Linked DNA regions of Mus musculus: region 1 is linked to region 2. Evidence: chromatin loops called from intact Hi-C (ENCODE). Cell type or tissue: left cerebral cortex. All regions are shown on one strand. Each heading gives the region's core, and the rest is flanking DNA. Links, peaks and the distances in the headings are about the cores only. Region 1 overlaps Bak1 (BCL2-antagonist/killer 1). Region 2 holds the start of Syngap1 (synaptic Ras GTPase activating protein 1 homolog (rat)).

Region 1 (15,072 bases), core at 5,001-13,000, 70 kb before region 2:
AGAGTGCTTCCTGCAGTGATGGAGGTGGCCCACATAGGGGTGGGAACTCTTGAAAGGGTGCAAACTGAAAGTGAAAGGTCTTGCCTCAGGAACTAACCGAACTCTGAGACAGGTCAAAGAGGAAAACGGGCTTGGGTGTGGCTATAACACCAGCCAGCCAATGGCTGAGTCAGGAGGATCAGGGATACAAGACTTTCCTCAGGCTGCCTAGAGGGAACCTGTCTGAAATGAACAAATAGACAGGTAGGTAGGTAGATAAATAAACCAATAACCAAAGAAGACAGCACCAAAGAGTATGGTGTGATTTGGCACACTGTGTGCTGTAGCAGTGAGGTACACTGGGGAGACTGTGAGAGACCCCAGCTCACTTCCAAGCAGTGGTTGGAAGGAGAGGTGCCCTGGGGACAAACTGTGAAATAAGCCCTGAGACTTTGTCTCAAAAATAAAAAATTCTGGGCCAGTGAGATAGCTCAGCAAATGAAGGGGCTTGCAGCCAAGTGTAACAACCCAGGTTCTATCTCTGGAACCCACATGGTGGAAGGAGAGAACCCATTCCCGAGAACTGACCAACTACCCCTAACCTTCACACACGTTCACACACACACACAAAACCAACCATATGAGGTCCTCTGGCCAGCAGAGCCAGGGGACGCTGACTCCACCCAGATCTCTCTCTCTCTTAATAATAATAATAGGAATATCAATAATAATACCACCCTGGAGGCTTACTGTTGGAGAGCAGGTAGAGTAGTACATATGTAGTGTGTGTGTGTTTAATATATATGTTAAAAACAAAACAATCATTCTGCCAGACAAATGTCTTTCTCTGGCCACGTGGCCCAGGTAACCATTTCTTTCTGCTCCTATTTTTCCAATCTGTAAAGCAGGCACAGGCACTGGCCATACCTGTGTTATGAGTATTTTCTTTTGTTCCTTCTTTCCTTTTTTTCTTTTTTTGAGACTATATCTCACTACCTAGCCTTGGCTGGCCTGGGACTCCATATGTAGACCAAACTGCCAGGATTCTCCCAAACACTAGAATCAAACCATGTCCCATCACACCCAGCACGAACGGGAATTTTCAACACACAACACACAGCAAAGTTCTCCTAAGTGGCCAGAGTCCATGGTAGAGTTTGCTGCCCAGAGGCCCTGTTGGAAAACATTCATGTCCCACCTGGGAGGTGCCAGGCTGAGGAAGGGACCGGCAGCCTCAGAAACCCCAGGAAGAAGGACAACACACACACACGCACACGCACACGCACACGCACACGCACACGCACACACACACACACACACACATACCAGTCTCTGAAAGCAGCTTCATGCTGTCCGGGAGTGACTGGAAAGAGCTGTGTCTATGTCGCAGCCTTCTCAAGACCTTGACCTCGCCTGGTCTCTGCCTAGCTGCCTCAATGGTCCTTGTGTTTCCCCTGAAGGGGTGCAACCAGGTGCTGAATTCAAATTGCTCCCAGGAGATACCACCAGGCCCTCAAGGTGGCAGAACTTTAGTCCCAGAGGATTGCAAGGTCTTCCTGTCAGTTGAGGAAGTGGGGTGCCCTGCTCTGTGGTAACCAGGGCAACACTCTGGGGTTAGTCTCCATTTTTCCTCCTTGAGACAGGGTCTCACTGTATAGCCTTGGCTATCCTCTCTGGAAGACCAGGTTGGCTTGCCTGCCTCTGCCTCTTAAGTACTGGGATTAAGGTCACACATCACTACCCGCGCCTCACCTCTGCTTTCTCTCACCTGTCTCTGCAGGTGACAAGTGACGGTGGTCTCCACCAAGACCTGAAAAATGGCATCTGGACAAGGACCAGGTCCCCCGAAGGTGGGCTGCGATGAGTCCCCGTCCCCTTCTGGTAAGAGCCTCCTGCCCCTCAGAACCTCATTAAGTACAAGACTTAGAAGTACACTGGACTGGTGTGCGCACATGCGCATGGTGTGTGTGCGCATGCATGCGCATGGTGTGTGTGCGCATGCATGCGCGTGTGTGTGTGTGTGTGTGTGTGTGTGTGTGTATGTGTCACAGGGGCAGGCAGAGGGAGGGAGGGAGGGAGGGAGGGAGGGTTAGAAGAACCCCGCCTGGCTGCCGCAGTGGAAGAAAGGAGGAAGTGACCTGGCTTCTTACAGTCAGGTCTGTGGACAGGGAATGGCATTATCATGAACTCTGGAGAGGAAGTGAAATGGCTGACCTTTCTCTTCTCTGAAGTGGTTGGGCGTGGAGATCAGGCTGGTCCCTGGACTTGGGGTTCACATCCCAGGTCTGTGTGAGCCGGGTGTGGTAGCTCATGTCTGCAATCCCAGGTCGGTCAGTCCTACAGAACGAATTCCAGGTCAGCCTGGGCTTGAGTGAGGCAGACTAAGACCCTGCCTCAGAACAAAACCACCAATCCCTACAGTGCTTGTGGGCGCACACCTTTATTCCCAACGCCAGGGAGGTGTGGGAGGAGGATCTCTATGAATTTGAGGCCAGCCTGGTCAAGGCTAGCCCATCAAGTTCCAGGCTGGCCAGGGCTACGTAGAAGAACCTTGTCTCAAAACAGTGAAAAACAAGCTATTCTCCTTTGACTTTTGAGGCAAAGACTCCCCAATTTCAACTTGGTTCCTCCCATTTCCTATACTCCAAGGCCTCGGGTCCACATCCCACCCAGACAGCTCAGGAGCCCTGCAGTGAGAATTCTGGTTTCTTACAAAATCCAGTTATAGCTGGGCAGTGGTGGCGCACGTCTTTAATCCCAGCACTGGGAGGCAGAGGCAGGCGGATTTCTGAGTTCAAGTCCAGCCTGGTCTACAGAGTGAGTTCCAGGACAGCCAGGGCTACATAGAGAAACCCTGTCTCAAAAAACCAAAAACAAACAAACAAACAAAAAACCCAAAAAGACAAAAAACAAAAACCCAGTTACGTGGGTCGGAGAGATGGCTCAGTGTTTAAGGGCACTGGCTGCTCTCAGAGGTCCTGAGTTCAGTTCCTAGCAACCACATGGTGGCTCACAACTCTCTGTAATGGGATCCAATGCCCTCTTCTATCGTGAAGGCATATGCGCAAACAGAGTACTCATATATATGAACATAAATCTTGAAATTCATTTTTTTAAAGTTATGTTATGTGAATATGTTTTCATTTGAATCCCAGGTGTAGGATAAGGGGCTGCTTCACTCCGTCCCTAGCTGCTAACTAGGATTGTCTTGTGCTCTGGGGAGATGTGATTTTTGCCAGCTGCAGATAGTTTAGTTCTGGGGACTCTGGAGAGGTTATAAATTCGAGAGTTCTGCAAGAGAGTCTGTGGCGGCGGCGGCAGCTGCCCCCCTTGTTACTGCATTTGCTACTGTTGGACTGCTGGATATTCAAACAAGGAAGATTGGACCTGCCCCAAGAAACCCACTGACCCTAATCAGTTTGAAGTAACCTATAGAAGGCTACATCCCTTTCCACCCTAATTCCTTTCAACCCTCCAACATTAGGTAGGAGAGAAAGAAAGTTAGACAAGAAAGGGGGCATAGACCTCTTTCAGTCAACAAAATACACTACTTCCTGCTGGTCAGGGTGGTTGGGTTCCTTGGGGAAAGGCCAATCTTTGTCGTCAGGATATCCAGCAGTCCAGGGGTAGCAAACGCAATGAACCAGCAGCAGCTGCCACAGGCCCTCTTGGGGCTCTCCAGAGTCCCCAAAATTCATCTATCTTCAGCTGGCACAAGTCATGCCCCACTAGAGCAGGAAACTTCATGGTCAGCTGCTGTGGACAGTCTGAAGAAGCCGCCCATCCCACGCCTGGATTAAAACACAAGCATCCATAGAGCCCAACTCGGGGGTTAAAGAAACCAGAACTCCCACCACAGAGCCCAGTTCTGGGCTGTCATTCTGCAACAGGCTCTTCCGAAGAGCAGAACCGAGAGCGGGCAGAGATGACAAGGGGACTTGTTTGATTAGGATCCTGGCCGGGCCCGAGCTGTCCAGCGAAGGCCATCTACATGCTGGGGTGGCCAAGAACCTGGCAGCTGCTTGGTCACAAGGCACAAACCCCAGAAGTCCCAGTCTGGTGTCAAAGCCCTGAAGGGTTCCTGGACAGCCCTGGGTCTCTGCACAGCAGAAGGCTGGGGCAGCTGGGTGCTGATAACAAGGAAAGCAGCAACAGCGAGATGCAGTACTTACCCACAGGCAGTGGGGTGGATGGGCATGGGGGAGGGCAGGCAGTGGGGGAGGGCAGGAAGTGAGTGTAGACAGGTATGTTTGGGGAGGGCAGGCAGTGACTGTGGACAGGCAGTAGGGCAGTGACTGTGGACAGGCAGTAGGGGAGGGCAAGCATTGGGGGAGGGCAGTAAGTGTGGGCAAGTGGGTGGGGGAGGGCAGGCAGTGAGGGAGGGGAGGCAGTGGGGGAGGGCAGGCAGCGGGGGAGGGCAGGCAGTGGGGGAGGGCAGGCAGCGGCACTGCAACTGGAAGGTGCGCTCACTGTGAGGAAGGCCCTCCCTTCTTCAGTCTTTCTGGCAAACACAGTAGGACCTGCCCAGAGGTGACTCTTACCAAGCTGACAACCAAGACAACAAACAATTCCTCCCAGTTGTCCAGGCCGCATGACCCCTGTATACATGGCTTAGCCCCCCACCCCCACCCCCGTGCCTCAGTTTCCCCATCTGTAGGCTGGAGCTCCCTCATGTGCCAGGACTAACTCTCATGCGGGCTGAATGCTCACATGGGGGTGAGAGTGGGGGTGGGGATGCGTCCAAGGAGGGTGCTTGGGACAGCTTGCCTTTGCTGACCCCCAGTTCTGATCTGCAGAACAGCAGGTTGCCCAGGACACAGAGGAGGTCTTTCGAAGCTACGTTTTTTACCTCCACCAGCAGGAACAGGAGACCCAGGGGGCGGCCGCCCCTGCCAACCCCGAGATGGACAACTTGCCCCTGGAACCCAACAGGTAAGCTCCAGCCTTGGGGTACAAGTCCTGGGAGCCCTATCAGACCTTCAGACAGGGCTAGGTGGAAAGTCTGCCCCCACCCCATGGAGGCGCCCCTCTGCCCTGAGCCCGGTTCCCAGTGCAGAATTCCAGCTCTCTGACTGATGCTCATCCCTACAGCATCTTGGGTCAGGTGGGTCGGCAGCTTGCTCTCATCGGAGATGATATTAACCGGCGCTACGACACAGAGTTCCAGAATTTACTAGAACAGCTTCAGCCCACAGCCGGGAATGCCTACGAACTCTTCACCAAGATCGCCTCCAGGTACCAGCCCATCCTCCACCCCGCAGACGCATGACGCAGACTCAGACGCTCCATAGGATGGGCTCCCCAGCTGAGGAATGGTGTCAGGGTGAACATACCAACTTCCGCCAGCCCAATTGCAACTGGATGGCTTCTAAGAGGCCACCTGATACCGCATCCCAGCCTGCCATAGGCTACCACTGTGAAACCTAGGGAACAGGGAAAGGACCGGAAGTCAGTGTCCCTGCTTTGACGCCACATCCAAGTTGGCTTGAGTTCTGTTGTCTGATCTTTATCTTCTGTGTCTGGGTGTTTAGCGTGCATGTATATGTGCGCACCAACCTGCGTGCCTAGTGCCCAATGGGGCCAGAAGGCTGGAGCTAGAGTTTACAGACCGTCATGAGCCACCATGTGGGTGCTGAGAATTGAAACCAGGTCTTCTGAAAGAGCAGCCAGTATTGCTAACCGCTGAGCCAGCTCTCCAGCCCCATTAAGTCTCATGTAGCCCTGGCTGGCCTTGAACTCTTATCATCCAGCTTCGGCCTTGCAAGTGCTAGGATCAATCATGTGCCACCGAGCAATGTCCTTTCCTTACACCAGGGAGTCAGCGTCAGGGTAGATCTCAAGGTGGTAGTTGATGTAGAAGCAGGCGGCAAGTTTAAGTACAGAGGTGGCACATCCTGTCCCTGTCCTCAGGCCCCACTCCGTCCCCTGTGATTTGGGGATCTGTCGTAATCTCTTCTGTCCTTTTCTCTCTGCTGTCCCTCGGGCTGCCAGGCCAGCAGCAACATGCACAGGTAATCTCCCTGTCACCTCATCTGGTCGCTCTTCCCTCTCAGCTCCCCCCACCCTTCCTTCTCCCCCCCCCCCTCGCCATGCAGCCAGCTCATCACATCACCCCTCCCTCACTAGGCTGTCTCCTTTCCTAGAAAGCCAGGCTCTTCCTGACGGGCAGCCAGGCCAAGGCAGACTTTCTGACCTGTCCTGGCAGCTTAGCCGTGTAGCTTCCCATCTGGTGGTGGAGGGGTGGAGGTCGGGTAGAGGAAGAAGGAAAGGACCGGGTCTCCCAAGGCAGGCTCTCCGTGACTTATGAAAAAACTCTTTGCCCACAGCCTATTTAAGAGTGGCATCAGCTGGGGCCGCGTGGTGGCTCTCCTGGGCTTTGGCTACCGTCTGGCCCTGTACGTCTACCAGCGTGGTTTGACCGGCTTCCTGGGCCAGGTGACCTGCTTTTTGGCTGATATCATACTGCATCATTACATCGCCAGATGGATCGCACAGAGAGGCGGTTGGGTGAGTGCCTGGGCTTGGGATGTCCCACCCCCCACCCCCCATCACACCCCCTACCCCCACCCCCCACCCCCCTGCTGCAGGGGCTGCCCGGCCAGGCCACTATAACCCACCCTGTTTTTTTTTCCTGACAGGTGGCAGCCCTGAATTTTCGTAGAGACCCCATCCTGACCGTAATGGTGATTTTTGGTGTGGTTCTGTTGGGCCAATTCGTGGTACACAGATTCTTCAGATCATGACTCCCGGGGAGCCCCACTGGGGCCCCAGCCACGTGCCTGGCTGGACTAAACCTCTCTCCCTACCCCACCCCCTACCCCCCACCCCAACAGTCCTCTCCTTCCTCCCCAGGGCAAAGACGCTTTAGCAAACAGGCACCCCTGATTTGGAGAGCCACCGCCCAGGGGTCATCAATACCCCAACATTGCATGGTGCTACTGAACCCCATCCTGTCTCAGAGGCACTGACTGACGCACTGGGGGGGGTGGGTGGGGGATGGAGAGGCTGGGCCACTAATTCCCAGAAAACTAGGTTTGTTTTTATACTACCCTTTAGATACAATCCACCCTTTTTCTCCACTGTGCCCAAAGTCAGAACATGGAGGGCTTGGGGACTGGTGGTTCGAACCTGTGTTCCCAACACTCCTGCTACTTTGGAAGGTCAGCCCTTGAGAAGAGACCTGAGCACAATCCTTGCCCTCCCTACATTGGCTCCCAAGACCAACTGTAGGAGACTGCATGACCTACTTCACCCCCACCTCATCGTCCATTTCCCCAACCCTACCCCCCACACCCCCTCCCCTCCTATCTCCTACCCCAATCCATCCATTTTTGCCTTGGCGGCTGGACTCTCAGGGATTCTGAGCCCAGAGTGAGGGCAGAGGTGAGAGTTCAGACCACAGCTGTCTGAACACATCCATCAGGCTCTCCAATCCTGTGTCCTTCCTGACCCGTGCTCCCAACCTAGTGGGTAGGGGAAGACGCCACTTTCTCCCCAGGGCTCTCAGGTGAGCCTGCCTGCTGGGGCGGAGGCCTTCCTGACAGACGGACGGACAGAGCCTCAGACTCAGCCACTATGACAGGGGAGGGGGTGGGCACTCTTTGGAGGTGTCCACACTAGAGAACTACTCCAGCAGAAGCAACTGTGGACCTGGGTGCAGTTCCTCCCCGGAACCTATGATTACTTGAACCCCACCTTCACTCCTTGTCTGCCTAGGTCCTCCTCGGGTTGGGTGGGGTGGGTGTTTTTCTCTGTCTTGCACAACATAGGGGTGAGAAGTTTTGATTAAGCCAAATGTATCGGGGAAGAGGGGGAGGCAGAGGGTGCTCTGTGTCTGGAAATAAACTGTGCAATGCCCCCAACACCTCGCCTGGCATCTTTACACTCCACTGACTGTCCTATGTTAGACTGCAGGAAGCTGGACACACTGCTGTAATCCCAGCTCCGCGCTACATAGGTTCTCATGCCGAGATCGCAAGATCCTGAAGTATGAAGCTGCAGTTGGGGCTGGAGAGACGGCTCAGCAGTTAAGAGCACTGACTGCTCTTAAATCTTTGGGCTGGAGTGAGCGGGGCCAAAGTGAGAAGTTAAAAAAAAATAGAAAAAAAAGATCCTGGGTTATGAATCTGCAGATGGTTGGAAAACCAGGACAAATCCCAACCAATCCTTTGTAATGACCCCGGCTCTTCACCCCTTACATCAGTTATTTATTTATTTATTTAGGTTTTTTGAGACAGGGTTTCTCTGTATAGCCCTGGCTGTCCTGGAGCTCACTTTGTAGACCAGGCTGGCCTCGAACTCAGAAATCTGCCTATCTCTGCCTCCCGAGTGCTGGGATTAAAGGTGTGCACTACTACGCCTGCCTTATTTATTTATTTAATGTAAGTACACTAGCTGTCTTCAGACACACCAGAAGAGGGCATCAGATCTCATTATAAATGGTTGTGAGCCACCATGTGGTTGCTGGAATTTGAACTAGGGACCTCAGGAAGAGCAGTCAGTGCTCTTAACTGCTGAGCCATCTCTCCAGTCCCATGTAATTCCTTTTTTTTTTTTTTCTGTGCACGTATGGTAGGGCTACACGTGCCACTGTGTGTGTGTGTGTGTGTGTGTGTGTGTGTGTGTGTGTGTAGTCAGATGGCACTGAGTGGAAATCAGTAAATCAGTTCTCTCCTACCATTTGGGACCTGGAAAGCAAACTCGTTGCCAGGCCCGCTAAACATCTCATGGCTCTCTTATTTCTTTGTAGTCCAGGCAGCTTCTGACCGCAAGGAAAGTCAGGGATCCCTTGGCTGGGGAGCTGAATGGGAAAGTGCACCACTCCAGGGACCCCAAAGGCTACCTCTCTACAGGAGCCACAGCCCACGCCGGCCCTTAAGGCCCCTTTTCACACTCTGCCTGGGACATAATGTTCCAGATCCAGATTCCCTATGTCCCTACAGACACACACACACACACACACACACACACACACACACACACACACGCTGGGCTTTTTTGATCCTAGGAGTTTTGATGTTGCATGGGAGCCCCTACAGAGAGGCAGCCGGGGGTGGGGGTGGGGGTGGATAAAAATAACAAGCTGGGGGCGTTAAAACGTTCCGAAATTCACAAAGATTCCTTTTTCTCTTTAGCCCTGGGCACCCCGGTTTGTGTTTCTGACACCCTCCCCAGCCCATCACAAGACCTGCCGGTCCAAGGGGCCTGGTGAAGCTGCACTTCCACTGGGCTGGGTTGGCTCTGACCTCTCCCTGCCTTCTGTGTGCCCACAGGTACTGGGGGCTGGAAAAATGTTTGGAACCGCCATGCTGAGCTCAAAGCTAACACTTAAGGCGCCGTGTACTATGGTGTATACTGAGAACTTTTTGATACTGGAATGATATGTGATGGGTGGGTGCGTTAGACTCCCACCTCCTAGAAAGGCAAGTGCCTTTTTAGAGTCACGTGGTTAACAAAAGCATCGAGCTAGAACTTTCCATAAGGTTACTAGCTCGAGGTTTTACCTGGAGGCAGGACGAGAGGGTCGCCGGGCTCGTGAGCACATGCCCGCCACGGATTTAGGTGAACAACGTCGAGGCAACTCTCTGGTCTTCCCCGTTGAGACCACAGTCTGAAGGTGAGTGGGCTGCCCGAGTTCAAGGTGGCCGGTGAGGCTTCACACGCATGCGCGCATGCGTGCCCCTTTGTGGGCGGAGCCAGGGAGCTAAGTTGTTCTAGCCATTCTCGAATTTGGAAACCAAAGGTTAGGAGTCAGTCATCTCCATCTGCAAAGAAGGTGAGCCCCAGGTTTGGAGCTTTGACTTCTCTGGCCCCCTCCACACCTAACAAGATGAGGTTACCCCAAACCTGGCCCCCAGTTACTTTCTGGAGCTGCCCAAACCAGAGGGCGATTGAAGTTAGGAGAGGCAGCGTAAGAAAGAAGCTGAGAGGCTGAGAGGCTGCTGGGCGCAGATGGACCCTGCAGGTGCCGCGGTTAAATCTAGAGCACACACTCCTACGCTTCAACATTTGTGGGTCTCCTGAAATTGTACCTTCTTTACACCAAATACATCTGGATTTCATAGCGAGTTTGAGGTCAGCCTAAGCTACGCTGAGAGCCCCGTCTCAAAAAAAAGGGGGGGGGGCACATTTTAGGTCATTGGGTATCTATCCCAACAGTTTAATTGGAAAATGCCCTCCCTTCCCCCAAATTACTCAGAGTCCTCTACATCCACCCACTACTGTATATACTTAAAATGTAGAGGATTCCAGCCCAAGGACTGAAAAGGTAAAGAACTAGATACTAATGCAAGTGCTTGGTGGGTGTGAGTCCCTGTTTCAAAAAGGCCGTAGCTGCAGAGATGACCCAGCAGTTATGAGCAGTGACTGCTCTGGCAGAGATCTGAGTTCAGTTCCCAGCGCCCACAACAGGCAGCTTATAGCAGTCTCTAGTTCCAACTCGACTGGATCCGATGCCCTCTCTCTGGATTCCAAGGACATCTGCTTTGTGTGCACATACCAGACCACCAAGCACGCATGTATACGTAATTAAAAAATAAAATTAGGGCCGGTAAAGACGCCCGCTGGAGAGCACAATGCCCTGAGACCCACCCCTGGGAACCACAGGATTCTCCATAATTGCCCTCTGACCTCCACACGTGCAGCTCACACCACGTATACATAAACTAAACAGCGAATGATAGAGTTCTTTGAAAATGTTTCAGTGCCTAAAACTTTTTCTCATTTGACTTGTAAATGTGTCCCGTGAGGGATGTGTGCTTGGAAAATAAAATCAAGTATGTTAAATTTGTAAACAGAGTTTAAATATTTACAAGAACCTAATTAGCTAAGTTTGTAAATGATGTGGGTGATGTTCAAGCAAATTCGTATGTCGGCCCACAGGCTAACTGAACACCAATCAAAGGACAAGTTATACCTCTTTCATTACACAAATGGTATATGTTAGTATACAAAATGTATGAGAATTCTAAATAGGACATCAGCATATGCAAGTTAAACTTAAGAATTTATGAAAGTATGACTTTAAATTTATAATTTATATATATATATATCAGGAGAGAGAGAGAACAGGGTACAATGTGGCCTTGAACTTGCTGTGTCAAAAATGATCTTGAATTCTTTATCTTCTTGCCTCTACCTCTAAGTACTGGGAATTGAGACTTTAGACAGGTCCAGCCTTGGAAACAGATTTTTTTTGTTTACATTTTTATTTGTTTGTTTATTTTGGAGACAGGATCTTAGATTAAAGGCATGGCCCACCAGGCTCTGCCAAGATTTTTTTCTCAATGTTGGGGAATTCCACACAGGGTCTCATGAATACTAGAAAAATGTTTTACTGTTGTCTGGCGGTGGTGACCCAAAACTTTCATCCCAGCACTCAAGATGCAGAGGCAGGCAGATCTCTGAGTTGGAGTCCTGGTTTATTGTGATAGTTCCAATAGAGGCAAGGCTACACAAAGAAACCCTGACTCAAAAGACCAAAACCAACAAAATAAAAACCAAAAGAAAAAAAAAATTAAGACCATCATTCAACTGTGTAGGCTATATCCGCAGCTGTTTCACTGTTGGTGACGGTGATGGTGCTCACTTTTGAGACAGGGCCTCACTGTGTGGACTGTATAATGATGTACACTAGCCTGGCCTTGAACTCATAGAGATCTGTGTGTTCCTGCCGGCTGGGACTGAGTGCTGGGATTAAAGGCATGTGCCATCACACCCGACTATGGTCTGATTTTTTTTTAATTAAGCACATATGAGTGTGTGTGTGTGTGTGTGTGTGTGTGTGTGTTGGTGTAGAAGAGGGCATCAGATCTCCTGGAACTGGCTCTAAACTGCCCAACATGGGTACTGGGAACCTAACTGAAGTTCTTTCCAAGATTAGCAAATGCCTTTAACCTCTGAACCATCTGTCCAGCCCTGAGAAACTGTCCTTTTAACATGTCACACCAGCCGGGCAATGGAGGTGCACGCCTTTGATCCCAACACTTGGGAGGCAGAGGCAGGCGGATTTCTGAGTTCGAGGCCAGCCTGGTCTACAAGAGTGAGTTCCAGGACAGCCAGGGCTACACAGAGAAACCCTGTCTCAGAAAACCAAGCTAACAAAAATGTCACATCAACAGCTACTTACATAACTTCGATAATTTTAAAGTTGTATTCTTCAAAGGATCAAATAAAAAGTTGTTATATGTATCACTTACAGGGGAGACATACATGCAATCAAGACATGTGGAAGTCAAAGGACACCTTTCTTTCCATTACTCGGTATCAGAGTATGGTGTGCAGTTTCTACAGCTGGTGCCTCTATCCACTGAGCATGTCAGCCCTCAACAGGATTCTTTTTTTTTTTTTTTTTCTTTTTTGGTTTTTCGAGTTAGGGTTTCTCTGTATAGCCCTGGCTGTCCTGGAACTCACTTTGTAGACCAGGCTGGCCTCGAACACAGAAATCCACTTGCCTCTGCCTCCTGAGTGCTGGGATTAAAGGCATGCGCCACCACTGCCTAGCTTTAACAGGATTCTTAATCTTTTTCTCTTTGTTTTTGATACAGGGTCTCTATGTAGACCAGGCTGACCTTGAACTCATAGAAATCCACCTGCCTCTGCCTCTTAGTGCAGGGGTTAAAGTAATCCTGTTTGCCTGTTTATGAGATTCTCTTTATCTGTCACTGTTTAGGTGGCTTTCCCTTCCCATGTCCTCATTTTTCCTTCCTCTCCTGCCTCAGTTTCTTCCTTTGCCATTGGAATGGAACTAATAGTGTTAATAGTGGTGACTTTCTATTAGGACAAAGCTAGACTGGTCGTCGTCGTCGTCGTCGTCATCATCATCGTTGTCATCATTGTCATCGTTGTCAAACACAACAGGGCTTTATGCTACTCAATCCGGCTGTGAACTGATTACATAGTCAAAGCTGGTGTGGCACTCCTGGTCCTGCCTCTAGTCTCTCACCCAGGAATAGATATGCGGGGTGGCACAAGGGACCCCAAAAGCTGGGACACCAAACCCAGCCTACTAATTTATTTTTGGTTAAGACATGGTTTCACACTGTAATCCAAACTATTCCGGAAAGTCATGGCAGTCCTTCTGCCTCAGTTTTCCAAACACTGAGGTGACAGGTGTAAGCCAGCACACCTCCCTATAGATTTTCTGAAGTGCTGGCTCCCATGTTAATTAACATCGACCGTGTAACACAGTGACCTGGGGAACTTACCCTGAAGTCTGTCCCTTTATCCCTGCATTTCCTCTGAGAGCCATAACACACATGGTTCCAGAGTGTTAGAGTCATGGCGAGGGAACGCCATGGCAGTACATCTGGCAGCACACCTGGCAGCAGGTGTGGGATTGCGGCAGCAGCTGAGTGCTCACACCTTATCCATAAACAGGAGGCTGAGAGGGGGCTAACTGAGAATGCTGTGGGCTTTGAAAGTTCAAAAGCCCAGGTCAGTGAGGAGGCCACCCTGCTAATCCTTCCCAACAATTCCACTAGCTAAGGGCCAAGCCCATGGCGGGGGGGGGGGGGGCGGCAGGACATCTTCATTCAAGCCTCCACAGCTCTCCTCCCCCTCATCAGTCCCTGGCAAGAGCCCTCCATCCACCTCTGGCTACTCTGGATCCTTCCCATGAGAGAGCTGCATAGTATAGCCCACTTTACATGAGTGGCAGGTCAGGTCGCACCAGGGTCTCACCTCAGTCCCAGAACTCTCAGTACAGAGCTGGCCAGGGTACATCTATAAATCCTCATTTGTGATCTCAGCTTTGGAGAGTGAGGCAGGAAGATCAGGAGCTCAAGGCCAGCCTTGGTGACAAAGTACATCCCAAAGAAAAGGAAGAGGAGGAGGAGGAGGACAAAGAGGAGGATGCTCAGTGACACAGTAAGGCCCGGGAAGAGGGCAAAGGCCTGTGCATTCCCGGTGCCCACCAGGAGCAGGAGAGATGGCTGACAGCACTTGACCCTGCAGAGCACCTAAGTTGGGTTCCCAACTACCTGTAACTACAGCTCCAGGGGATCTAACACACTTCTGGCCTGCTCAGGCATGGTCACACACCTGCAGATACCCACAGATATAAATACATCTTTAAAAAGAAAGAAAGCTGGACATGGTGGTGCATGACTTTAATCCCAACACTCAGAAGCCAAATGCAGGCAAATCTCTGAGTTCAAGGCCAGGCTGGTCTACATATACATAGTGAGCCCTAGGCCAGCCAAGCCAACACCACATAGTGAGACCCTGTCTCATAAACAGAAAGGATGAAAGGAAGGGAAGAAGGGAGGGAGGGAGGGAGGGAGGGAGGAAGGAAGGAAGGAAGGAAGGAAGGAAGGAAGGAAGGAAGGAAGGAAGGAAGGATGCTAGCCTGTTATTTGAGAGACTGAGGCAGGATTGTGAATCCCAGCCCAGCCTGGACTACAGCATTCAATGCTGTCTCAAAAATAGAACATTCTGAGCATGAAGGTGGTGCCTGCATGTAGTCTCTGTGTTGGATAAGAGATTTCCTCACTGCCTTTCTCTCTCTCAGAAATCAGGCCCTCCCCTCCAGCAGCCTCTGCTGGGACAGGGTTGATAAATGGGCTCACAGCTTTCCCGGAGCTCAGTCATCTCCCTCCCACTTGCAGCTGTGAACAAGCCCAGCCTCCCTGACACTTACACTGAGGACAACCTCGAATTATAACTTGACTTTTGTCTACTGTTCTCTTGCCTTGTGACTCCTGGCCCGTGGGCTAGGCTGGGCTAAATCACGTGATGTGAGATCGCCTCCTCTTACTCGGAACCTTATGGGTCGGAAACCCCTTTCATCTTTCAGAATTAAAGGCTCTCTGTCCCTTCAAGACTCCATTGTGAGTGTGGAGAATCGGCTGCAGTTAAGAGCGATTGTGAAGGTCCTGACTTCAGTTCCCTGCATGCACATTAGGGGGGTCACAGCTGCCTTGTACCCCCAGCTCCAGGGGCTCTGACTCCCTCTTCTGACCTCTGAGGGTGTCTGCGCCCACATGCGCACATAATTAAAAACAAAATAAGCTTTAAAAATACAATAGCGCGCTGTTGATAACGCAGCGCCCCAACTCTAACACCAGTCAGAGCTGCCCAAGGTCGTGGGGTCTT
Region 2 (15,072 bases), core at 2,677-10,676:
GTGAGCGAGGCCTTCCATCAGATCCTTGGCTCATGGCTTTCATGGCAGGGAAGTAGAGCATGATGGAAGGTAGCAGTTGGGGGAAAAAGGGAATAAAGGGGAATTCTGAATAATGGAAGTCACCCCAGGGCCCTCCTTCCAAATCCCCACCCTTTAGCTCACTAGGCCCCCAGCCTCCTTGGTTCCCTTCTTCCCCAGTACCTTGTTGGGTTTTACAGCCCTCTGCAGATTCTCAATCCATTTGTCCCTTTCAGCTGCAGACCGACAGGCAAAGCATTTTGTTCCAGATGATGTTGTTACCTGGAGAGGAGTGTGGATTTGAGGTGGGGCTCCAAGGAGGGGTGATTCCTAGAGGCTGGAGACTACACCACACCTTCCTCCCTGGTCCAGCTGTTTCCCTGACAGCTCCACATGCCCGTACTCCAGGCCCTCGAGGCCCCACCCTCCTGCATCCCTGCCCACTCAGTCCATCTCAGCACAAAGGCTACTACCTCAAAGCAGAACTCCTGACCCAGGATGGAGCTGTGTACTGGCTTGATAATGGAGTCTTCATCCAGGTTGAGCTCCAAGGCCTCAGCAGCACTACTGGGACTCAGCAGGGACTCGTGGGAATGTGACTCCTTGAAGCTCTGCATCAGCCGGGCCCTGGCAGCACAGGGGTCAGAAAAACATCAGGGAAGGTCCTCTCTCCTCACTGAGGACTCTGCTCACCAGAGGAAGCCCAGGCTCCTCCTGTGGATGTGGGAGGTACGGGGTAGGGGTGGGGGGCGCAGGGGGGAACCAAAACCCTTCAAGAGACCTATCTGCATCAACTCATACTCAGGATACCTAGAAATAGCTCAGAACTGCTGGGCGTAGTAACACACACCTTTAATCCCAGCACTCAAGAGGCAGAGACAGGTAGATCCCTGTTAAGTCTGAGGCCAGCCTGGTCTACATAGCAGGCCCCAGGCTAGCCAGGGTCACACAGTGAGACCTTATCTTTAAAAACAAACACAAACCATGTCGAAAACGAAACAACAACAACAACAAAAGAAAAGGAAAGAAAAGAAAAGAAAAGAAAAGAAAAGAAAAGAAAAGAGAAGAAAGAAAAAACAAAATGGCCTGGACATGTCTAGGTGACTCCAGAAATGAGAATCTCAATATAAAGGAAAAAATTGGAAGCAAAGACTCGAGTCACAGAGGAAATACAGTAATGTTTGGTTTGGACCTGGCACACAGTTAGTGCCTAATAAACATTTTATGATTCAAACTATAAATGAAGTAAGTTTTTAGTACAACCAAGAGATAAAGAGAGAAAGGCCCAGGCAAATAAAGGAGCAGACGGGGCAGAGTAAAGGTCAGAGGCTGGAAAGCAGACTTGGGAAGAAGGGGAGGCAGAACAGCAAGCAGGGGGCAAAAGCAGGCGCAGTAAGGCTAAGGAAGAGCAAGCGTGTGCTGTGCAGAGGACAGCGCTGCGCTGCGCTGTGCTGCGCGGGGAGCACAGGACAAGCCGGGCTGAGGTACCCGAGCAAGGGGAGAAAGGATAGATAGCAAGTGGTGTGGAAATGGGTAGGGGACCAAGATGGAGAGCATGGGGAAGCAGGAGGGGAGCTCGGGTGTGGGAGCCTCCATGAAGTTATTTATAGCAGCCCCGTCATCACAGGCTCTGGCTGCCGTCAGCACCACGCTCCCCCGGCGCCCCCCCCCCCCGCCCCCGCGGCCAGGAATACCATGCCCTCACCCCCCCCCCTCCAGCCCCAAATCCAGCACTGGTTACTTGGAAGGGGGCAGGGAAAGGTGTGACTCACCTGATCCCAACCTTCCTACCCTGCTCAGTCCCTAGGACAGCCAGACACAAGGGAAAAGGACAGACTCTCTCCAGGGAGTGACTGGACTAGGGGAAGCCCAGAGAAGGACAAAGGCAAGCAGCCAGGTCTCCTTCCTTATTCCTCAGGCCCTGAATTAACCCCAGCCTTTGTCCCCATTCTGTTACCTGCATACCAGACGCTACCTTTCCTATTGTTCTCTTGCTCCCCACTGGCCCTGCTACTGGGACCTCAGAGCCCTCATCCTTCTCATTCAACACCAGCTACCCATGTCCAGCCTGCTGTCCCTAATCCCTGCCCTTCTTCACCTCCCACCTGGGTGGGTCCTATTGGCTTCTTCTCACCACCCAGTAAGCTCTGTCACTAGTCCTACCCAGGGTGGGAGCCACCTTCCTTCCTCCCCACGAGTCCTGCCCTCCTTGGCTTCACCTTCGCCTCCTTCCCTGCCTCAGCAGGTCCTTCCTTGTCACCACTTCTTTCTGGTTACTCGTGGCTTAGGCCAGCTCCTCTCAGATGTCTCTTGCACCCCGACCAACATGAGCCCGTTAACCTTTGTTCTCAGGGAATCCCCCACTCCTCTCAGTCCCCATCTAATTTCAGGTCCAGTACCTACCGGTCATGGTCAGCACTTCGGAAGCGAGGCAGGATCTGTCGAAAGCTGCTGGTCCGGTCAAGTTTGGGTTGTGACTTTGTACGTTTGATAGAGCTTTTTAGCCTCCGGCTCAGGAAGCCTTGCTGGGGAGCAAATGGGAATAGGGGTGACTGGGGCGGCTCAGAGTCTCCCTGGACACCCTCAGCTGGCAAGGAATCCCTGGAAGAACATGGAGAAGAGGAAAGGGGACAGGAGCCCTGACACCAGTTTGTCTTCCTTGCTCCCACGGGTGCTGTATGATGTGAGCAGATACACAAACACACAAACTAGCTGGAAAAGGTGGGAGGGCTGGTCCAAGAAGTAGGGGGCAGAGCCAAGAAGGGGTAAACCAAAGAGGTGGGGATGCATGCACACTCTTCCTTGGTCCTCTCTTTCAGAACCATGGGGCTCCAGCTGGGGCTGGGAGAGATAGGGTCAGGCTGAGCCACATCTGGCAGGCACTGGCATTCATTCACTCACCGAGGGCCGGAAGGGCGCAGCGGGGGCGGCCTCCATGCTGTACTGTTTCCCCCCTGGGACACTCTTCCTCCTCGAGCGACCCAAGTGGTATTCTGGAGGGGAGGAAAGGGCCCAACAGAAAGTTGGGGAAGGGGCTGGGGAACTATGAGTTCCGACTTCCACCCTGGGCCAGTGTATTAGCCACCTCCCTCGGTCCCTCAGCTCCGGCCTCACCTACCCCCCGGAAAGCAGCAAGAAGAGCAGCGGCGGCGGAGAGGCTGGCGGTGGGAAGGAGGGGGCAAGGAACCTGAGCCGGAGCCCCCTGACGGGGTCGGGGTGGGAGGCCTTAAGCCCATGACTTGGATAGGCAGTCAGTCAGCAGGGGGGCATAGTCAGGAGGGTCAGTGAAACCTCCCTAATGAAGATTACCCACGGCCCAGGGAGCCTCAGTTTGCCTGTCCCCCACCCAAAAGAAGGGGCTTGCTTGGGGAGATAGGTTAAAGGTCATTGCCCATGGATGGGCTTTCCTCTTTTCCCAGCTAGGCACATCCTCCCCCTGCCCCACACCTCCCAGAGACCCTGTCTGTCTGGAGGTCCAGGGCTGCCTCCCATGACCCCCTCCCAGGACTGGAGGGGGAGGTCTCAGAAGAGACCTGTGCTGAGTGAGGGGAACAGAAGATCGGAGGAAGGGACCGATAGGGAGCGGGCAGAAGAGCCGGTTCCACGTGCACTGCAGTGCTAGTGAATGGTTGGAGAAGAAAAGAATGCAGGGGAGTGGGGAGGAAGGGCAGTGGGATTCTGGGGACTCCCAAGTAAAGGCTGGCGAGAAGGGGGGGTGGGGGGGAGGTGAATGCGGATGAAGCTCAGCCTGTCAAGAATCGAAGGAACAGGAGCTTAGAGGAAGGGAGCCGAAGGTCTGCTGCTAGGGAATTTGGAGGGGCCGAAGGGCTGAAGGAGAATGAAAGTGGGGGGATGCCAAGCTCCGGCTCCAGCTCCAGAATGGCTGCCCAGGCCTGGGCTCCCCCCTCAGCCCCACAGTCACCACTGCAGCCAATGGGGGGGCTGGTGCTGCATCAGGGGCGGGGCCACCATCTCCATGGCAACAAGAAGCTACAGGCTGGGGGGGGGGGGTGCGACCGGAAGAACGGCTTGTTAACCCGCTAGGTTCCAGAAGAAAACAGTGAAAACCCCACTACATTTTCATGTCTGCTTCCAGACTGCCCACTGCCTCAGAGCCGGTCCTTCCCTGCTCCTTTTACGGACAGATTCAGGTTTGCACACACAAGCAAGTCTGGATCCCGAGACGAGAACCCTCTCAGTCTCCCAGGAATCGTGTGTAGAGCACAAAAATACAGCAACCATGTATATCACAGCCGCATTAGGAGAAATAATAGGAAAGTATGTGCTTCGGGGAGACGTACAGACAGCCTTGAGCATGGGGACCCCCACATGCCTAGACATTTGTGAGCACTGCCATGGGGTAGACACACTTGAACTCAGACAGCCACATGAGAACTGCTGGAGTGGACTCTGCGGCCATCATGTGGGCAGTACCCTACATAAATGGACATGTAAACCCTGAGACCCATGCTTAAGTAGGCTGTAGCCCCCTGGGTCGCCCCTGCACCGTGTACACATACATCCTGACCATGGTCAGATAAAGCACAAACACTCATCCTTCACATTAACAGTACAAACACATTCATTGACTCGGGACAGCTCCCTCCTCTCAACACCCCCCCCCCCAGCTTTCTTCTAGCTTTTCCATGACTCTAATCACCAGCATCTGTGATGGCTACCAGGAAAACAGAACAAATAAAACAAAAAAATGAGGAGCAAATGTGTTAGTGAGCCTTGTGTCACCCAGAGCCCCGCATGGCTCCCTCCTCATCCACTCTTCTGCATCTCTCAGGTATGGCTGCCTTACTCTCACTCCAGGGAACCTGGGTCAGCCATTATTTTCACACACATGCATCTCTAATAAAGGCATAGAGGCCTTAAGTTTAAATCCACTAAAACCTTCTTTTGGAACTACAAGCATTTGCAGAGGGGGCAAAATCAGCTAATTGCTTTGTACAGTTCCTGGAGGAAAGACACACCATATCAGGACCTCAAAAATAAGTCATAGGTGCATGGAGGCCACACACATGTTCCCAAGGACTCTGACACAAGAACGAGGCAAAAAGCACAGGAGAGGGCAGACTGACAGGAACATGGGGTGTCCTGTCATTAGTGCTGCCTGCGGTGACATAGACAGAGAAAAGCACACAGCCATGTACACACAGCAAACCTGAAAAGCACACACTGCCATGCTGGGTCTCTATGTCCCATCCCTGCATGATAGATACACTCAAGCACACACACAACAGCCACCTACACAGACCCGTAACATAGGCATTGTGCATACACCCACACAGTACACACCCTGCACACACACACACACACACACACACACACACACACACACACACACAGAGCAAGGGCTTGGACTCCGCCTCTCCAATGTCTCTAATCTTGACATCACCCACAAACATTTCTCCTACCCTCCAATCCCCCAAATCCCTACCCTACGTGTAGCCTTTCTTCTCCATATCCAGCTGACAGCTCTCAAAGGGAGCCAGGGAGAGAGGGTGCCAGAGGAAGATGAGGAGCTGGGCTAGAGAGGGAGCAGAGAACCTGGGGGGAGGGCACGCTCTGCAGTCTCCGTGGTGACAGGCCTCACTGGGAAGCAGCCTCTGTGACTGGATAGCCTCCTACAGACGGGGCAGCCTAGGCCCTCCTGCATCCACTTCTCTCCACCCTCTCAGAATGCTCCACAGAGAGGCCTGGCTCTTCAGCTACCTCCCAACTTCCCTGTCCTCTGCCCTCTTTTCTCTAAGTCCAGCTCAGTGCTCTTAGATTCCCATTCTCCAGACATTCTCTCTCCCTTGCTCTTTGCTCTCCTCCTCTTGGTGACTCTCATCCTTACTTCCCTCTACCCCTTCACTTCTTTCCCTTCAAGCTTTTCTGTCCCCATCTAGGGGCCAGGCAGAGAGGCTCATATCTGCCTAGTCCAAAGGTGTTTCATGCAGTCAGACTGTAAGGAACCATTCACACACTTTGTCCTCACCACCGGAACACTGGCATACCACCACCCACATCCAGACACGCCCTGGACACCCATGCTGGGACTGACACAGATTCTCAGGCCAGTGTTGGAACACACATGCAAAGACACACACCTGCCACCAGGGACACTGAAAATTCTCATTTGGCCAGCCACACATTCCTACACATCAACCTCAACCGGGGACATGCACACTCAGGGTCAGAGGTGACATGAATTAGTATGTCCACAGACTGCCCCATAAACCGGTGGCTGGCCCCACAGGCCCTCAGGCTGTTAACTGGCAGAGGCGGGGCAAGACAGGACATACCTGCACAGTGCTGGCTACACGTGTGCAAGAGGATTTGGGCCCCATGTGCACATGCACCGACACACAGGGGCACAACCACGGTCAAGATCACATACGCAAACACCAGGGCTGGCCCTCCAGTAGGGCTCCAAGACCCCCTCACACCAGCCGCCCCCACGCGCGGTCACAAGCAGGAAGCTGCCCAGACCCCCTCCCTCCCGACCTCTACTGCCCCCCCCCCCCGCTCCGGTTACCATAACTCCCCCCACTCGGAAGATGCAGCGAGAACATGCGGAGGGAGCAGCTGCCGCCGCCGCCGCCGCCACCGCGGCCTCCCCAGGCCCCTCCCGTACCCACGCACACGCGCGCCCCCGCCCCACGCGCGCAGCCCCCCACGCGCGCGCTTCGTCCGCCCGGCCCCGCCCTTACCTCGCACCGCCCCCCGGGGGGTCGAGGGTGTCCCCCGATGGGGGAGGGGCCCGCTCTGCGCGGGGGAGGGGCGGGTGCGGAGGGAGAGGGGGCGGCGGCCCGGCTCGCGCCGCCCGACGCGGTGGGGCGGTGGCGGGGCCCGGGACGGCCTGGACGGCCGCGCGGTGACAGCCGCGGGAACGGCTCCCTCCGCCGCCGCTCCCGCCGCTGCCGCCGTTGCCCGGGCCCCGCCGCCGTTGCTAGGCGACCGCTGCTGCCGTGGCCGCCTCTGTCACGAGCCCCGTCGCCCGGAGACAGCGCGAGAGAGACGGGGGAGGGGGACAGAGGGACCCCCAAAACCAACTAGGCCTCCCATCATCGCCTCGTGAACAGGACCCCCACCCCCAAAAAGAGAGAGAAAGAGAGAGCTAGAAACCCTTGAAGGGAGTGAGGGTTTGCAGCTCCACCCAGCAGAGGAGGAGCCCTAGATTCCAATGCCCTCAAAGGTCCGGCGACCTCTCCCGGGCTGGAGCGTCCACAGCCTCAGCAAACACCTTTGCAAAGTGGAGCCCCCCCCCCCAATCCCAAAACCCTTTATGTCCCCTGCACATCCTCCATGCCCTTTACACATTCTATTTTCCTCAGAAGATTCCAAACACTCACCACCTACTAACTTCTAATAAACCCTGCCTATATATATATATATATATATATATATATATATATATATATATATATATATATATATATAAAGTAAAGGCTGGGAATATTTCAGAGATATATATGTATATCTCCGAAACATTCCCAGCCTTTACTAAGCCCCAATACAGTCAGTAACCTTTACAGGCCACCTTAACTTCACCCTAAACACAGGAGACCCACACCAAAGGCCTCAGCACTCTGAGGACTCTAAGGAAACAGAACTGTGTGGGCAGAGCGGCCAACTGCCAACAGCAGGACACATGACAAACACGCTCTGTGAGCATGTTACCATTCCAGTGCACACAGGTACACACTGCACAAACAAAAAACATGCCTGACATGGACTCGACAGACAGACATCACCCATTCTCTATACACTCTTCACCACAGCGGCCTCCTGGTTAGCCTCAGCGTGCTACCTACACCCTCATGTCAGTTTCCATGACAGTGACATACATCCCTGACCACCAGCCTGGGGTGCCAAAGCTGGCCCCCAAGGGCAGTGAGGCCTAGGCCTATCAGCAGGCAGCTGGCTGGATAACAGGGGCTTCTGGTTCTCTAAGGAAGCCTGTAACCCTGGGGAGGAAGAAATGGTGGGATAAAGGGGTCTCATGGGGTTGGGTGGGCGTCATGGAAGAGAAATGCTGAGGAACTGGGCAGTGGCAGGGGGCTTCCGGGGACTGAGGGCGTCTCTCTGCACCTTGGCTGCAGATCCCTGTTCTCTGCCTTCATCTCCCCTCACTGTTCCCATGGAAACCTTTTAAGCGAACTTCTCAGAGGAAGACAAAAATCTTTTTTTAAATGACTAAAGAGGGGGGTGGGGGGCAGAAGGGAGGAGGAAGGGGAAGAGACAGATGGAGAGAGGGAGAGAGTTGGAGAGACAGTGAGGAGATGGGGGTCTGACGGAGTTCCCAGAGCAGAGGGGAGGAACACGGGGATCAAGGGGAAATGGAAAATGAGAATGGGGAAAATCAAGAAAATAGGGAGTGATACGACTGCAGAAAACGGAATCAATTGAGGGGGAAAGATGAAGGAAAGGCCACAGGCCTGAAGATCTGGAAAAAGATGGGAGCTTGCGAGCGGGACTCGGGTCTGGGGGAGGGCAGGGAATAGGTCATTCCAAGTTCTCAGAAGGAGGATGCGAGGGCCTGGGCCAGGAGCACAGACAGGAGACTAAAGATCTAAGCAGATTATTTTTACAAGCACCAGGGAAACAGTCAAACTTCACTGCTGGAGAGGAAAGGGGAGCAAAGCTAAGCAGTGTATGGACGCGCGGGGGCCGCTCACCAACAGCCCCGGTACCCCGCGCAGCCCGGCAGCCCGGACGAGGGCGCCCTGTCCTCGGGATCGGGATCGGGATCACGGCTGCTCTCCGCCCCCGCCCGCGCTCCCCGAGACTGTCCGGGGCACGAGCCTGCTCGGCCGCCGTACCATGCTCGCCGTGGGGCCGCCCCTCCACTGGCACAGAGACGGTGCGTCTCAGCAGTTTGTTTCGGCTGGACTCGCTCCTCCGGTCGCGGATCAGAAGGGGGTGTATCTAGGGGATTGGGGAGTGTGTCAGACCTCACGGGCCTGCGCCATCCCTCCTTTCCCCTTTCATGGAAGGCCGGCCCCTTGCCAGCCCACCTGCCCCTTCCACCCCTGCCCATTTCCCTTGGCCCTGGTGAGGGGACTTCTCGTTTCCCTGCTCTCCCTCCATTTCTCTTCAAACAGTTTAGAGAATTCTCCCAAACCCCACTAGCGCTTCCAGCAAATCCACAGGAGTTAGCTACCTCCTGAGTCTGGTTTCCCTGTGACCTTCAGTTCGTCCATTTTCCCCCGCTTCCCTCCCAACCTCCTACCTTCCTCGCCCCCTTCTCTCTCTCAAGCTTGTCACAGCTGCATTTATAATCAGTTCCACAGCTTGTCTCCCTCCCACAGCCCGGCTTGCGGCCAGACTGGGACCCAACCTCCCCTCCCCCAAAAAGGCCTGGTCACCTCCCCCCACCCCCCTTTGCATCTTCTTCCTTTACCCTCTTCCCCTCAGCTCTACCTTTCCCTAGGCCTCACCTCAGCTCCCCCTGGGAGTCGTCATCCTAACCTCCACCCCTACCAGAAGCTAGACTCCCACGAGGCCCCAGCCCCACCATCCGCCCAATTCTAGCTCCCAAGGGCCTTCATTCTTCCAGCTCCATCTTCGCCTTCCCACTCCCACCTTCCTACCAGACAGGCTATTCCTGTTGGCCTCGGGTGGCTAGTGGGTCCCCTGTCTCCATGTCTGATTCCTTCCTTCTCACTGCTGCACTTCCCACTCCTATCGGCTCTTTTTCCCAGACCACCCAATGGACTTCAAATCCTTAGTCAAGGCTGATGACCAATAGCAAATCACTCAAAGGCCTTCCAGTATTCCAAACTTAGGTCCACCAGGCCACCTCTCCTGCGGCCAATTACCATGCTCCCTGTCAGACACTTGTAGTTCATGATCTGGACATTCTCTGTCCACATTTTCACCTGACTTCAAGGCTCCTCTACACCCTGGTTAGCCCCAAATCCAGCCCAGCCCCCACAGTGTTTAGGCACAACTCTCATTGCCTCTACTGGGGCACCCTACACTCTCTGAAGATGGCTCCCCAAATCACAAATGGGGGCCTCACCCTTCAGAATTGGGCCCATTCCTACTATGGAACCAACACCCTTTAGACTCTTAGACCTCACATGACCACTAACCATCTCCTTCCAGACGCCCTGCCCTGGCCATTCCACCTCCTCACTCTGGCTAGTCCAAGTCCTGCTCCTGTGCACAGGTCCCCACACTACAGTTGTCTACCTCTTCCTTCCATGTCCTCTCCTGAAACCCAACCTTCCCTGTAGAGGCAGAAGGAAACCTAGTCTGAAGCTCACACCATTTTTGTTTCCATTCATGCCAAAATCCAGTGACCCCTGTGGTCTGTCAGTCCCTCCAGCCGCTCCCACTTCTCCTGACTTTCCTCAGGATCGCCTAGTCTTAGCCTGCACTGTGCCCTGTGATGAAGAGCTAGGAGAGGCGGGGAGGAGAAAGCTGAGGACCCCTTTGGAGGAAGGAAGGCCCCCCTTCCTCACTTGCTTTAAGCTCTTCACTTTCCTTCCCCCATAATATGGATAGGGTGAAATCAGTAGGCACCCTCACGACTTCAGAACCATAGCTCCTCCGCAGCACTTCCAATGGCCTCAAAGACCTTCTAGTGGAAGTCAAAGAAAGGTTGTCTATCTTCTTAACACCTTGGCTGTGTACAACAACCCCAATGGCCGCCCTCCTCCCACCTCCTGTCTCTTTTCCTTCCTGTTCTTAGGGCTCTCTCTCTCTCTCTCTCCCGCTCACTGAAGAGGACTCTCCCCATCGTCCTCTCTCCGTGGTCAGTCTTCTCCGCTTGCCCCACCTCCTCCTCACCCCGCTCACCTCATCCTCATCCAGCATGAGCAGCTGGTTCCCCGAGATGATGCAGAACCGAGGGTTCCAGCCAGGACGATCGTACGGGGAATGAACGTATTGGGTTCGGTGCATAGGGGGTCCCCGTACATCTGGGGGACAGAGACACACAGACAGTGAGGGAGGGTCTATACGCTGGGTGTAGAAACCTAAAGTGGGAAGGAGAGTCTGCAGAGAGGGAAAAGGGGCACCACCCGCCTGGAGAGGTCTTGGGTCGGGGGATGGTCCTTCATGCTGAGTGGCATCATGGGAGGTTCCAGGAAGGGGATGAGCGTGGCTTCAAAGATGAGAATTAGTCACATGACAGAGAGGGACTTTACTAGGGGCAGTAGAAGGGGGAAAACTCGGCCTGTTCACTAGTGTTGAGGGGTAGAGATTTATGAAACTGGCAAAAGACACAGAGAGGAAGGGCATTAATAAGCTGCTTACAATGGATGCGGCCTCACATATTTAGGAGAATATGAGGTACCCAGCTGTGGAAAAGAAGATGGTGCACTGAAGCATATTTGAGTCATGAGATTCTGAGAACTAAACAATTAAGAAGAAAGAAAGGAATGGGGGGGGGTCTTATATGTTCAGAGAGGCGTGAGGCCTCCCCTCTCTTCTTCCCTTAATTCCCTACTCCTACCCTGGCCACCCTTTTGGAGACGTTACCAAGGGGAAGGTAGCTCGTCTTTGCATCTGGCTGTGCAGGGATCAGGGATCTGCTCCGATGACCAAAGACTGGTCTGGCCTCTCTGTCCACAGCAGGCTCCGGAGTCAGCCCTCCTCTTCCCACCCAATCTTCATAGATAGGGAGGAGCCAACTCTACAAGCTGACAGCCGCACCTGGCTGTCACTGGGCACATTGAGGAACTTAGAAAGAGTGGAGGAAAGAGTGGAACAGCCACACCTCATGTCAGAGGAACTTCCCAAGATGAAATCTGACAATAAACAAATTTCCAGAAAAAAAAAAATGGGATCAACAGTTATGCACACTCAGGTGCTCCATCTTTGCTGTCTCGATAGCATCGTTGCCACATACCATTTATGGGGACACAGTGAAGGAAAGGCCTTCAGGGAGTCAGAAGAGTTAGATTGGTGATATTGGAGTGATAAAACTAGGCTTAAGGGATCAACTGGAGGATGTTCACAGGAAGAAAAGTCCAGGGCTATCACCTGTGCAGGGTAATTAACTTGGGCATGTTTCAGGAGAACTGGCCTTTGAGCTTCATTCCAGGCCCTAGAGTAACTTTAGGAAACTCCATCCCCTTACTGATGATGGCCACCATTCTCAAATTTACCCAAATTGCAGGTCAGACAGAAAGATAAACACCTGGGAATTGTGCCTAGACCTCACAATGCTTTCAAAATTTCACTGTCTCGATGCTTTCTTGGAAACTCTACTCATATTTTCTAAATATCAAAGGTCACTGACAGGGTTGGTCATTATAGCTCAGTGGTCGGGGAAAAAAACCAAAACAATAATGACAACAAAAAACTCAAAAACCAACAACAACAAAAAAAACCCCACTAGGATTCAAAGCCCCAGCACAACAATAGCAACAACAACCTTCCATAACTTAGATCACAAACACTTGAGGCCTAGTACATCTCAACGCATGGTGTATCCAGGGGAAAAATCTGTTAATACATATAACCAAAACACAACAGAGGAGCTGCTCTAGGCTGCAGCTGGGCAAGCAGGATAGACCTCAAGGGACACTGTTCTACTGGGAACAGGAAAGGGACACAGGGAATCTTAGCTTAGGTACAACACACACACACACACACACACACACACACACACACACACAGAGAGATTCTATAGTTAAGAATACTAATGACCCTAGGAAGCAATGGAACATGGCAGAGGACAGGGAAATGGGAAATTTTTACTGGAATGAGAAGTTCCACAAGGGTCCAAGATGGGGGAATTCCTTAGAGCCCTGTTCCAACGATCAAAACCTGTGTTTTGGTAACCCCCCCCCCCAATCTCTATCACCCCAGGAAGCAGAGGGGACAAGAAGAGAGGAATCACCAGGTTGGGGAATAAGAGGAAATAAGCACAGACCATGTGACAAGATGGGAAGTGGGATAGGAAACAGAGGGTGAGCTGAGGGACAAGTAACAGCGTGAACCTAAGAGAAAAGGAAGATGGTAAAGATGGTGGTTGCTTGCCTAGGGCAAGGGAATGGACCAGAAGGTTTCAGCCAACATGGGGCAGAGGGAGTGAGAGAGACCTGTCAGGGGATCTGAGACACGGGGCCCAGGAGCAGCAGTGGTGTATTAAGGTAGTTATTAGAAGAGAGGGAGGGAAAGAGAAGAGATATGAGATAGGGACCAATACAGGGGAAGAACAGAAGGGGGACTCATATAAGAAACGGACACCATATGGGGGGAAAGATATAAGTGATGGACAGCAGAGGCAGGGAGGGGGACTGGAAAGAAGAGGTGGGGTGGGGGAAGGGGTCAAAGCGATTAAGAAAGCAAATGAGACTCAGGGATTGCATCTCACTTCTCCAGAGTCCTAATGAGGGCCAGTTACCCTCAGGATTTTTATCTGGCCCTTGTCCCCACCCCTCAATCTTACTTGCATCCCCCCCCCCAAACCAAAAAAAAAAAAACCACTTGATCCTCCCCCTTCTCTGGTGTCCCCTCCCCCAATCCTTTTTCTCTCTCCTCTCTTCCCTCCATCTGGACCCCCCACACCCCCCCACTGCCACCTTCTTTCTCCATCTGGCCCCTTCCCTCCCTCCATCCTCCTCTCTTTTCCTAAGTCCTACCACCCTGAGCCCCTCACCAAATTCCCTTCCCACCTTCTTGGTCTCTCATGCCGCCTGTGTTTTCATTTCCCCCCTACCCTCTCCCAAGACCATGCCTCTACTTCCTTGGTAATTTCTTCCTCACTCTGCTCCCAAATCCAAACCATTTCTGCAGCCTTTCCCCAAACTCAGTCCTCCCTTCTCATCCCTTTCTGACGCGCTTTCCCCTCCATCATCTTCCCCTCAGCCCCCTTGAAAAGGCCCGTGTCCCAGCCCCTCTATCCTACCCCTATGCCTCTAATCCCTCCTTTCCCACTGTTCCCACCTCTGCCTTCCCGACCCTCCCCTCTCCCTCCATTTCAGCCGCTCCTTCCCCTCGGTGGCCCCGGCCCTCCCCCGCCCGCTGCCCCTCCCCCTCTTGCCCCCCCATTTGGCCCTCCCCTCCCCTTACCACCACCGTACCTCTGAAGGGGGCATAGGACATCGCGGGGATGCTCCCCCGATGGATGGAGGCTCGAGACCTGCTCATCAGGCCTGAGGGGGAGGGGGCGGGGGGACGGGGGGAGAAAAAGAAGAGAGAAAGAGGGGGAGAGAAAGGGGGAGAAGGAGGAGGTGGAGGAGGAGGAGGAGGAGGAGAGAGGAGGAGAGAGGAGCGGAGAGGAGCAGAGAGGAGGAGAGAGGAGGAGGAGGAGGAGAATAAGAGCCAACGGCAGCAGCGGCAGCAGAGAGAGGGGGGGCGGGGGAAGCGAGCTAGAGAAGAGAGAGCAGGAGGAGGAGGGAGAGACTGCAGCCCCCACCCCTACCCAGGGAGACCCGGAAAAGGAGAGAACGAGGGACCCCTGACTCATACACACCAGGGAAGTCCCGTAGAAGCTGACCCAAGACCCTCAGACAGACCCCAGACCCAGAGAAAGATACTCACCACCTCACCCCCCCCCCACCTCCATACTCAACAAATTGGGTCTCACAGATCCAAATCTAGAAGGAAAGAGACCTCTGAGCTCAGACCCCACCCCCTAAATTAAAGAAAGGAGTCAGGGACCAGAATATGAGACTCTAGTGTCAGCAAGGTTCTCCAGACCCATGTTAATCTTATTCGAACCCTGGACTTGTAGTTTGGGAGACCCAAAACAGAGACCTAGACCCAAAGAAAAAGATGAAGCCAATATTAGAAAGTGCCCCAGGCCAGAATTAAATTTTAGAATCTAGCTAGAGGTAAGAAACCCCACATTCGTATCTCAAAGAAACTGCAAACTTGGGGATGAAGGAGGAGACATTCGGCTGACCCAAAGATGAAGATGACCACATAGAGATCTAAAATACATTACATCTGAAAGATGTGAGTTAGTGACCGATTGCGAGGTTCAATTTCCTGAAACAACTCCCCAGGTAACCCAGACCCTAGGAAGGGCCCAAATATTGGACCCCCACCCCCACAGGACCCAAATATTGGACCCCCAACCCCTCACCTACACACACA

Evidence for each region. Peaks named below come from ENCODE experiments on the same cell type or tissue, not always from the same donor. Only the 100,000 strongest peaks of a DNase experiment are listed, where the experiment ranks them.
Region 1: it touches region 2 in a loop (2.8-fold over the local background); 4 of 42 quality-filtered maps call a loop at or near these places.

Annotation. Positions count from the first base shown.
Region 1 is chr17:27,012,581-27,027,652 of GRCm38, reverse strand. Bak1 (BCL2-antagonist/killer 1) reads left to right here. Exons shown (of 6, transcript NM_007523.3): 2 at 1,760-1,860; 3 at 4,776-4,911; 4 at 5,071-5,214; 5 at 6,306-6,486; 6 at 6,618-7,841. The coding sequence starts at 1,797. The coding sequence ends at 6,722. It also overlaps a transcript of Ggnbp1 not described here. Among named protein-coding and RNA genes, the nearest start is that of Bak1, 8.5 kb to the left of the region's middle. In left cerebral cortex, for the core only: a CTCF peak has its summit at 8,389 (motif pointing right); DNase peaks (open chromatin) are centred at 9,176, 9,645, 9,905, 10,315 and 3 more places; H3K4me3 peaks cover 981 bases; H3K27ac peaks cover 2,603 bases.
Region 2 is chr17:26,940,501-26,955,572 of GRCm38, reverse strand. It overlaps Syngap1 (synaptic Ras GTPase activating protein 1 homolog (rat)), which reads right to left and starts at 14,323. Exons shown (of 19, transcript NM_001281491.2): 1 at 14,055-14,323; 2 at 10,819-10,940; 3 at 8,835-8,940; 4 at 2,920-3,011; 5 at 2,422-2,543; 6 at 492-645; 7 at 202-300. The coding sequence starts at 14,121. Mir3083 (microRNA 3083) reads left to right here and starts at 7,454; the gene lies at 7,454-7,517. Gm51291 (predicted gene, 51291) reads right to left here and starts at 7,513; the gene lies at 7,457-7,513. In left cerebral cortex, for the core only: CTCF peaks have their summits at 6,126 and 8,720; DNase peaks (open chromatin) are centred at 8,120, 8,792, 9,298, 9,577 and 7 more places; H3K4me3 peaks cover 7,177 bases; H3K27ac peaks cover 7,426 bases.